Linked DNA regions of Homo sapiens: region 2 is linked to region 1. A link is an interaction called in ENCODE POLR2A ChIA-PET data of the cell type or tissue named here. Cell type or tissue: MCF 10A. All regions are shown on one strand. Links, peaks and the distances in the headings refer to the core of each region. The heading gives the core; the rest is flanking DNA. Region 1 has its middle 110 kb from the start of USP12-AS1. Region 2 has its middle 6.2 kb from the start of LINC00412.

What was found. ChIA-PET counts read pairs that join two places held together with the same protein. Peaks named below come from ENCODE experiments on the same cell type or tissue, not always from the same donor. Only the 100,000 strongest peaks of a DNase experiment are listed, where the experiment ranks them.
Region 2: POLR2A ChIA-PET joins it to region 1 with 6 read pairs; 5 of 35 experiments call an interaction of 5 or more read pairs at or near these places.

The regions. Positions count from the first base shown.
Region 1 is chr13:27,009,987-27,015,369 of GRCh38, reverse strand. No RefSeq gene overlaps it. Among named protein-coding and RNA genes, the nearest start is that of USP12-AS1, 110 kb to the left of the region's middle. In MCF 10A, for the core only: no CTCF peak of the experiment used is centred there; a DNase peak (open chromatin) is centred at 2,379.
Region 2 is chr13:27,228,318-27,233,700 of GRCh38, reverse strand. No RefSeq gene overlaps it. Among named protein-coding and RNA genes, the nearest start is that of LINC00412, 6.2 kb to the left of the region's middle. In MCF 10A, for the core only: no CTCF peak of the experiment used is centred there; no DNase peak of the experiment used is centred there.

The DNA.
Region 1 (5,383 bases), core at 290-5,289:
TGCTCTGTTTGGGCCTCTTCCCGCAGGCTCCCCCTGGCTCCTTCCAGCAGGTCCTGGAGCTGGCGGGGGCACCCAGGGGGATTTCGTACTGACGGCCCCCAGGCCGCCCAAAGCGGCAGATCTGTGAATTCTGAAATTGGGGAGCAGAGTGGCGGAGGTGAGGAAGGGCCCACCTTGTTTCCACCTCCTCAAGTCCCCTCTCTGTGGAGCCTCGCTGGGGGGCCTGGGGTAGGAAGGAGACTCCCACACACAGTTCGGGCCTAGCCCACTTTGCTGAGGTCCTGGAATCCGTCCCTCATCTGCCCAATCCCCTCACTTGTGTTTCCCAGGCTTTCCCGGCCAGGGCGCAGGGCCCGTGGGGGAGGCTCCCAGTGCTGGGAGGGGAGCGGGCCAGCATGCAGAGCGCACTCGGTGCGCGTGGGTTCTCCCTCTCTGCCCTCTCCCGATGTCTCCGACTCTCTCCCTAGGGCAGTGCTACTCTCCCTCTTGCTCTGTCTTCCTCTCTGTTGCCCTCCTTGCTGCTGTGACCATCATGGGACTCTGGAGACCAATCCATCCACACTGACTTTTTTCTCTATCCTCAAATGGGCAGTGTGTAGAACTGCCCTAATTCAAATGGCCGTTTGGAAGTGCTTTCTTATGAGAGGGGCTGGTTATGGGAAGTGAGTCAGCGAGGAAGGCTCCTCATGGAAGAAGAGGTCGGCAGCCTTGCACTCTGGCCTGGTGCACTCTGAGGGCAGCAGGTGCTGTCCTTGGCGCAAGAAAGCTGTGAGAGAAAAGCTGGGAGCGTGGCCGCCATCTGTGCGCCCGCGGTGTGGTGGTGGATGATGGAGCTCTCAGCCTCTATGTGTGGCTACCGCACAAACCAGCCAGCATTTCCCAAATGCTGTATTCCATCCTGGGCGGGTGGTTTTTATCTGGAGCCACTGCGATTTTGTCTTGACATCCTAGCATTGTTGAGGTGGTAACTATTAGGGCTGCAATTGAATATGACTTTAGAAGAATCTTTAGTTTCATGGAAAAGAATGGAATCCAGATACCAGTAATGCAGTCTTCAATATTTTTATCGTGTTCTTTTTATATTAAGGAGCATTTTTCAAGCTCCTGTCAACTCCCTGGCATTAGGCTCTGATGTGCTAAGACACGCGCACAATGCACACCTCAAACATTTACCAGCTACCTCGGTTCACCTCGTGCATTATCCCGGAAGGCTATGTTTTGCTATGCTTTTGCAAATATGAGCTTTTCTATATTAAAAACCCAGTCATTCAATATCCCAAACACATCTAATCCTCCTAGTTCAAAATGCCAAACAATGAGTTTAATGAAGAAAGCATTATCTCTATGTGAAGACCTTAAATGGAAGCTGCCAAATCCTACAGAACCGACTCCTCTCAGTACTGGGAATGACTGGTTTAGTGGTTCTAAGCATTGCTGCAATTTCCAAAGCCATAAGTGTAGATGAGAAAGTCCAAATGAATTTCTAGAAGTGATGCAGAAGTTAATTAAGATGTCTATATATTTGATCACATTTTCAACTTTTCCTTTTCCTTTTGTTTTTTTTTTTTTTCTTTGAGACAGAGTTTCACTCTTGTCCAGGCTGGAGTGCAGTGGCACAATCTCAGCTCACTGCAACCTCCGCCTCCCTGGTTCAAGCGATTCTCCTGCCTCAGCCTCCTGAGCAGCTGGGATTACAGGCGCCTGCCACAACACCTGGCTAATTTTTGTATTTTTAGTAGAGATGGGGTTTCACCATGTTGGCCCAGCTGGTCTTGAACTCCTGACCTCAAGTGATCTGCCCGCCTCGGCCTCCCAAAGTGCTGAGATTACAGGTGTGAGCCACCACACCCGGCCGTTTTAAACTTTTTAATAAACACATGTCTCAAAGGACCTACATCTCAAAGGCAGGAAAGCATGCTCTAGGATTTAAGGGTGTAAAAGATTGATCCCCTGTGATGTTCGGCACCAACGCAAACCAACAGCAATAAGCCCCATCCATCCATGCAGGTATTACAACTTTCTGTATGAGTTCAGATCATGCTCCTCCCACCGTTTACAATGGGACACCATCCCCAGTGCTTCCCAGCCCACCTCTACAAGCAAACTGCAGCCTTTTTCAAGGTACAGTGCCATATGCATTGTAGTATTTTTGTATTTCTTAACCATGTAACATGTGCAAAACTGTGCTACTGTCTTCATTCATTTTTAATATGTTGCTGGTGATGGTTAGAGTTTTTCCCCCAACCCCATTTACTCCCAGAAGCCCCATGCTGCTTACCGAGTGATTTTGTGGTGTGTGGAATTTTTAGGAACACGTACGTCACATTTGTATTTGGAAATGGTTTGTCAGCTGCATTACTTAATTAGGCTTAGTAATCTTGCCACATGGCCCTGAGTGACTCATGAGGTGTGGGGAAGGGATGGGAACAGGGGAGTTTGAGCCTGTTTCAAGATTTTGAGGAGCCTTTCACCTATTTATTTACCATTTTTGCCCTCTATCTTTTTATTGTATAAATTTAAGTTGTACGATATGATGTTTAAAATGCACATTGAAGTGATTACAGTCAAGCAATTAACATATCTATCACATAGTTACCTTTTTTTGTTGGTAGTAAGAGTACCTAAAATCTTCTCTCTGCAAATTTTCAGTCTACAATGCAAATTAACCATAGTCCTCACGCTGTGCTTTAGACCTCTAGACTGACTCATCCTACATAGCTATAACTTAGGATTCTTTGACCTGCTTCTTGCCGATTCCCCCATTCCTGGTAACCGCCATTCTACTCTCTGCTTCTATATATTTGATTTTTTTTTAAAAAAAAGGTTTCCACATATAAGTGAGATTATGCAGTATTTGTCTTTCCATGTCTGGCTTATTTCACTTAGCATAGTGTCCTTTGGGTTCATCTTTTTTGTCACAAATGATAGGATTCCATTCTTTTTCATGGCTGAGTAGTATTCTATTATATGTATATAAAAATTCCTTTACCTACTCATTCATGAACATAGGCCGATTCCATATCTTGGCTATTGTGAATATGGTTGCAATGAACATGGGAGTTCATCACCACTGTTTCGGGTAATGTTTTTTTCTCTTTTGACTAACAGGGAGTAGACTCACAATACATGTGTATTGAGTGAACACATGTTTGGTGTGTGCATTAAAAAAATTCAGTCAAAGCATTGTATAGTCATACATCAATTGCAGTAGGAAAGCCAGCAGCTAGTACCTTCTCAGCTAAGAGAAGACAGAAAGCAAAATTTCCTCTAGTGTGTTTCCACCTCCATTCACTTCACTCTCCTTCAGCCTTAAAGTCTGAGTGAGGCTGGTACCTCATGGCTGGAAATGCTGCATTTCCCCCAGATGGGGCAGTGATTACTCCTGTCCTCCTCTCCACCGGGGAAACTGGCTCAGCTGTACCTTGTCACTCATCAGCCACCTTCCTCCCAGGCACAAGTGCAGGTGGTTGTTCTCTGGGTTCCTGGGTCCTTTAACTACAGAGAGACCAATGTGGGTTTGCTGCGTGGTGCATTCATTTCTGCTTGCTGCTTGTCAAGCTGGTGGACCCCAGTACACAGCATGACTAGAGAGACACAGAAGCCCTGAGGGGTAACAGCCTAGCCCCTGAGCATGCCTAGTTCAGCTCACAGCCCAGTGCACCTGACAGCAGAGTGGGGCCGGTTGAAAGGTCAATGCGTTGAACGGTCAATGCAGGTATGTAGATTGCCTTGTTTGGGGTAAAATATACATTATTTGGCACTGGAATCAGCCAGGCCAAGAGTCTGAATTGTGATCAAGGTCCTTAATCTCTCCCAGTTTCTCCTTCTGTAAACTAGAGATAAATGTACCTACCTCATCAAATTGTTAGGAGGATTGTGTGATAAGGCAAACTTTCCTATCACTTCCCCTCCAACATTTCATATGATAAAATAATTATCTCCTATCTACCCTTTGAAACAAACAAGCTGACTTGTCTGCCTATCAGACATGTCTTTATCATAAGCCATTGATGAATAAAACTGAACTTTTCCACCTTGTATTTCACACAGGAAAGCCTTTGGGTAATTCTTTACACAGTAACGGTAACTGGAAAATCTGATATATTAATATGCTCTCTGTCTCTCTCTTCGTTTTCAAATGTAACTTGCTACTTGCACACCCTTATTCTTTCATATAAATTTCAGAGTGAGTATGTAGAATTCCTCTCCCACCTCCAAATCCAGCTACAAACATAACTGCACAGATAAAAAGATTTATTTCAAGTGACTTTGAGCAAAACAAAACAAAACAAAAACCGCGACTGTGGGATATATCCTAAGATCAAAAATAACAGCAAAGAAATTTTTAATCTTGTTCAGTTTTTTTTTTTTTTTTTTTTTGAGATGGAGTCTTGCTCTGTCGCCCAGGCTGGGGTGCAGTGGCGTGATCTCGGCTTACTGCAAGCTCTGCCTCCCGTGTTCATGCCATTCTCCTGCCTCAGCCTCCCGAGTAGCTGGGACTACAGGCGTCTGCCACCACGCCTGGATAATTTTTTGTATTTTTAGTAGAGATGGTGTTTCACCATGTTAGCCGGGATGGTCTCGATCTCCTGACCTCATGATCCACCCGCCTCAGCCTCCCAAAGTGCTAGGATTACCATTACAGGTGTGAGCCACCGCGCCTGGCCTGTTCAGTTTTATTAATTGTAGTAATATTATAGTAATTTTGAGATGAACGTATATTGTAAGATAAAATAAATAGGTAAATTTGTTGATATAATATGAACCAGGGTTTTCAAGGTAAGAAAAGCGAGATATAAATATAACATTAAAGAAGAAAACAAACCTCTCATGTTGAGTTGATAATACTGATGTCAAGCATGATTTAAAAAAAAAAACAAACGTATTTCCAGCTGGTCGCAGTGGCTCATACCTATAATCCCAGCACTTTGGGAGACCAAGGCTGGTGGATCACTTGAGTTCAGGAGTTCAAGACCAGCCTGGACAACACAGTGAGATCCTGGCTCTACAAAAAATTAAAAAATTAGCCAGGTGTAGTGGCCTATAGTCCCAGCTACTTGGGAGACTGAGGCATGAGAATCACTCAACCCAGGAGGTGGAGGTTGAAGTGAGCCGAGATCACACCACTGCACTTCAGCCTGGGCAACAGAGTGAGACTCTATCTCAAAAATAAATAAAAATAGAAAACTTGTATTTCCTAGCTCCATCCACTGAAAGAGCTAGACATAGTGACATGACTGTGGTAAGGAGCATGCTTAGAATCTGGGCCTTGGTTTCTTGTTTTAGGTTGAAACATTACTACAAAGATTACTATTTTTGTATGTCAAAGATGGCTGAATGTCAGCGATTTTGTATAGTAAGTGTAATATTGTTCCTCACCTAG
Region 2 (5,383 bases), core at 173-5,172, 220 kb before region 1:
TAATAGATAAAACCCAGACAAAAAATTAAGAATGTAGAACACTTGAACTGTATTATCAAATAACTGGCCCAACTAACGCCTATAGAACATTTTAACAATAGCAGACTAGACATCTTCTTAAGTGCATATGGTACATTCTCCAGGATAGACCATATACTTGGCCATAAAACAAGTCTCAAAAAATTTAAAAGACTTAAAACCATACAAAGTATTTTATCAGGCCACAAACAAACATAAGAAATATTTTGGAAAATACAAATATATGAGAATTAAATGATGCACTGTGTTACCAATTGATTAAAAAAGAAGAAATAATAGAAATTAGAAAATTATTTGAGATGAATGAAAATTAAATACAAGAGCCTGGTATGGTGACTCATACCTGTAATCCCAGCACTTTGGGAAGCTGAGACAGTAGGACCACTTGAGCCCAAGAGTTCAAGGCCAACCTAGAAACATAGACCCCATCTAAAAAAAAATTAGTCTAGCATGGTAGCACATGCCCATTGTCCTAGCTACTTGGGAGGCTGAGGTGGGCAGTTCACTTGAGCCTGAAAGGGCAAGATTGCAGTGAGCCATGGTCATGCCACTGCACTCCAGCCTGGGCAACAGAGTGATAACTGTCTCAAGAAAGAAAAGGGAAAAAAAGGTATCGAAATTTCTGGGATACAGTGGAAGCAATGTACAGGGAATAGCTGTAAGCTCCTATATTAGAAAAGAAGATCTCAAATCAATAATTTGACTTTGTACTTTTGGAAAGTAGAAAAAGAAGAACAAACCCAAAGCAATCATAAAGAAGGAAATAATGAATAGAAAGGAAATAAATAAAATAGAAATCAATAAAACCAAAAGTTAGTTTTTTGAAAAGATCAAGAAATTGACAGACATTAATGACACTGACCAAGAAAAAAGTGAAGACTTAAATTATTAAAATGAGGAATGAAAGCATGAACATCACTACCAATTTTACAGAAGTTACAAATATTGTAAAAGAATACTATGAATAACTGCATGCCAACAAATTAGTCATGTGAAATGAGCAAATTCCAAGAAAGATAAAATGAAACTGACACAAGAAGAAATAGAGGGTGAACACGGTGGCTTACATCTGTAATCTCAGCATTTTGGGAGGCTGAGGCAAGCAGATCACTTGAGCTCAGGAGTTCAAGAGCAGCCTGGGCAACACGGTGAAAACCTGTCTCTACAGAAAAAAGTACAAAAATTAGCCAGGTGTGGTGGCTAGCTAGTTGTCCCAGCTACTTGGAAGGCTGAGGTGGGAGGACTGCTTGAGCCCAGGAGGTCAAGGCTGCAGTGATCACACCACTGCATTCCAGTCTGAGAAATAGAGTGAGACCCTGTCTGAAAAGAAGAAATAGAAATCTAAGTAAATTTAAAGCAAGAGATTGAATCAACAATTTAAAATCTTCCCCAAAAGCAAAACCTAGGCCCAGAAAATTTCACTGGAGGATTCTACCCAACATTTAACAAAAATTGCTTACAAATCTTTCACAAACTCTTCCAGAATATAGAGGAAAGAAAGCTTCCCACTTGATTCTATGAGGCAGTATTACCTGATGCCAAAACTGGACAAAGACATTACAAAAAAACTACATACCAATATTCCCCATATGTTAAGATGCCAAGAAACCCTTAAGAAAATACTAGCAAACCAAATCCAGCAACGTATAAATACGATTATACAGTTTGACTAAATAAGACTTATCTTGAGAATGCAAGGCTGGTTTAATATCTGAAAATCAGTTACTATAATACATTTTATTAATGAAAGACAAACACATCCTCATTAGACATGCTCATTTTCAAAAAAGCATTTCAAAAATTCAATGCCTATTGATTTTTTAAAAACCTCAACAAACTAGGAATAGAAAAGAATTTCTTCAACATGATAAAGAGCATCTAGAAAAATTTTATAGCTAACATCCTACTTAATAGTGAAAGACTAAATGATTGTCTCTTAAAATCAGAAATAAGATGCTTACTCTTACCGCATCTATTCGACATTATCCTGGAGGTTCTATCCAGGTTGTTGAGGCAAGAAAACATAAAGGCATCTAGAAAAGTAGGAAGTAAAACCGAAATCCACCTTTGCAAAAATTGTAACTGAGAAAATTATTACAGTGAAAGAGATCTGACTTAACCGACTCCATCTTGCTTCTAACCTGCAAGAGCTGTCCTTGCTCATTCCTGTAGGCTGAACTAACTTTAGAAGGAACTTAGTTTATAGTTTAACTTTGAAATAAAGACAATAACAGCCCCTTCCCAAAACAAACCCCCTTCTTGCCTGGAGAGTAGACTGCCTTTGCAGGACTAACAAATTAGCCACAAGATTAGAAATTATGATTTAGGAGTCACTGTTGTAAAACCTGAGATCAGTGCTTGAGGTATTTTGCAGACCCTGCATTCCAGTGCATCACCCAGATTGGTAAATTAGTTTGCCTGGTCTTGTCCCCACCCAGGAACTGATTCAGCACAAGAAGACAGCTTTGACTCCCTGTGATTTCATCTTCGACCCAATCAGCACTTCCTACTTTCTGACCCCCTACCCACCAAATTATCCTTAAAAACCCCAATCTCCAAATTTTGGGGGAGATTGATTTGAGTAATAACTCATACCCACAAGGTATGGCTGGCCTTGTGTCAGTTAAACTCTTTCTTTACTGCACTGCTGTGGTCTTTATTGTGCAGCAGGCAGGAATAACCCATTGGGTGGAGGCAGTTACAAAATTCTTCATTTCCAGATGACGTGACTTTGTATGTAGAAAATTATGCACAGTTCGGCTGGGTGCAGTGGCTCACGCCTGTAATCCCAGCACTTTGGGAGGCTGAGGCGGGTGGATCACGAGGTCAGGAGATCAAGACAATCCTGGCTAACACCGTGAAACCCTGTCTCTACTAAAAATACAAAAAAAAGAAAAAAATTAGCCAGTCGTGGTGATGGGCGCCTGTAGTCCCAGCTACTCAGGAGGCTGAGGCAGGAGAATGGCATGAATCCAGGAGGCAGAGCTTGCAGTGAGCGGAGATTGTGCCACTGCACTCCAGCCTGGGCAACAGAGTGAGACTCCATCTCAGCAAAAAAGAAAAAGAAAAAAAAATTATGCACAGTTTACTATAAAACTACAAGAACTAATAAGTTCGTCCAAGTCACAGGATACAAAATCAATATACGAAAGTCAAATGTATTTCTGTATACCAGCATTTAATACTTTGAAACTTGGTCGGGCACAATTGCTCACACCTGTAATCTCAGCACTTTGGGAGGCCAAAGCAGGCAGATCATGAGGTCAGGAAGTCAGGTCCAGCCTGGCCAACTTGGTGAAACCCAATCTCTACTAAAAATACAAAAAAAAAATTAGCCAGGCGTGGTGGCATGCGCCTGTAATCCCAGCCGCTCAGAAGGCTGAGGCAGGAGAACTGCTTGAATCCGGGAGGTGGAGGTTGCAGTGAACCGAGATCACACTACTGCACTCCATCCTGGGCGGCAGAGCAAGTTTCCATCTAAAACAAAAAAAACAAAAACAAAAAAAACCCTAACAATAAGAAAAACATTCCATTCACAGTAGCATCAAAAAAGTATGCAATACTTAGGAACAAATTTAGCAAAAGCGCAATGCTTCTACTCTTAAGAAACATTGCTGAAAGAAATTAAAGAAGACCTAAATAAATGAAAGAACATAGTATATTTGTAGAGTGAAAGACTTAATATTGGTAAGATGGCAAAAATCCCCCAAATTGGTTTGCGTATTTAATGCAAATCCTATCAAAATCTCTGCTGACTTTTTTGGGGACTTTTTTTTTTTTTTTTTGAGACAGCACCTGGCTTTGTTACCCAGGCTGGAGTGCAGTGCCCCAGTCTTGGCTCACTGCAATCTCTGCCTCCAAGGCTTAAGTGATCCTCCTGCCTCAGTCCCCACAAGTAGCTGGGGCTATAGGCATGCGCCACCACACCTGGCTCATTTTTGTATTTTTTGTAGAGATGGGGTTTTGCCATGTTGGACAGGGTGGTGTCAAACTCCCAAGCTCAAGCGATCCACCTGCCTCAGCCTCCCAAAGTGCTGGGACTACAGAGCCACCACACCTGGCTGGGCATAAATTGATAAACTAAAATTCTTAGGAAATGAAAAGATCCCAGAATAGCCCAAAATAATCTTGAAAAATTGACTATAGTTTGAGAACTTAGACACACCCTCACTTCAAAATGTAATGCAAACCTATGGTAATCAATACAGTGTAGTATTGGCATAAGGATAAACTATAGACCAGTGAAATAAAATTGAGAACCCAGAAATAAACCCTTTCATTACAGTCGATTGATTTTTGACAAAGATGTCAAAATTCAATCGGAGAGAGTCTTTTCAAAAATGGTGCTGGGACAGTTAGACATCCATATGCAAAAAAAAAAAAAAACGTGAAATTGGCCTTCAGCCTCATACCATACACAAAAATCAACTCAAAATGCATCGCACACCTAAATTTAAGAGATACAACTGTAAACATTAGAATAAGACATGGCGTGTAAATCTGTGGTCTTAAGTTAGGCAATGATTTCTTATAAATGATAACAAAAGCACATTGGTAAAAAAAAATAATAAATTGGACTTTTGAATTTCAAAAACCACAAGAAAGTGAAAGATAACCCACAGAATGAGAGAAATATTTATAAATCATATATCCACTAAGAGACTTATATCCAGAATATATAAAGAACTCTTAACAACTTAATTGTTTTAATGGGCAGAGGACTTGAATAGATATTTCTAAAAAGAAGATACGTAAATCGCCAATAAGCACATGAAAAGATGACTAATGTTCTTAGTTGCCAAGGATATACAAATCAAAACCACAATGAGATACCACTTTATACTCACTGTAGTGGCTGTAATAAAAAAGATATAATAACAAGTGTCAGCAAGGATGTGGAGAAACTAGAACCCTCATGTTGCTGGTAAGAATGTAAAATGGTGCAGCCAGTTTGGAAAATAGTTTGAGAGTTTCTCAGAAGGTTAAACATAAGAGTTACCGTGTGACCCAGCTGTTCTACTCATAGGTATCCATCAAATATAAATGAAAACATTTTCACACAAAGATTTTTATGTGAATATGCAGAGCAGCAATATTCACAAAAGTAAAAAAGTGGAAACAACTCACATGTCCATCAGTTGGTGAATGGATAAACAAAATGTGATATATCTATACAATAGAATACTATTTGACAGTAAAAAGAAGTGAAATACTGAGACTTACTGCATGAATGAACCTCAAAAACATTATGCTTGGTGAAAGAAGCCAGACACAAAACAAAATGTACTGTATAATTCTATTTATATGACATATCTAGAATAGGTAACCATATAAGGACAGGAAG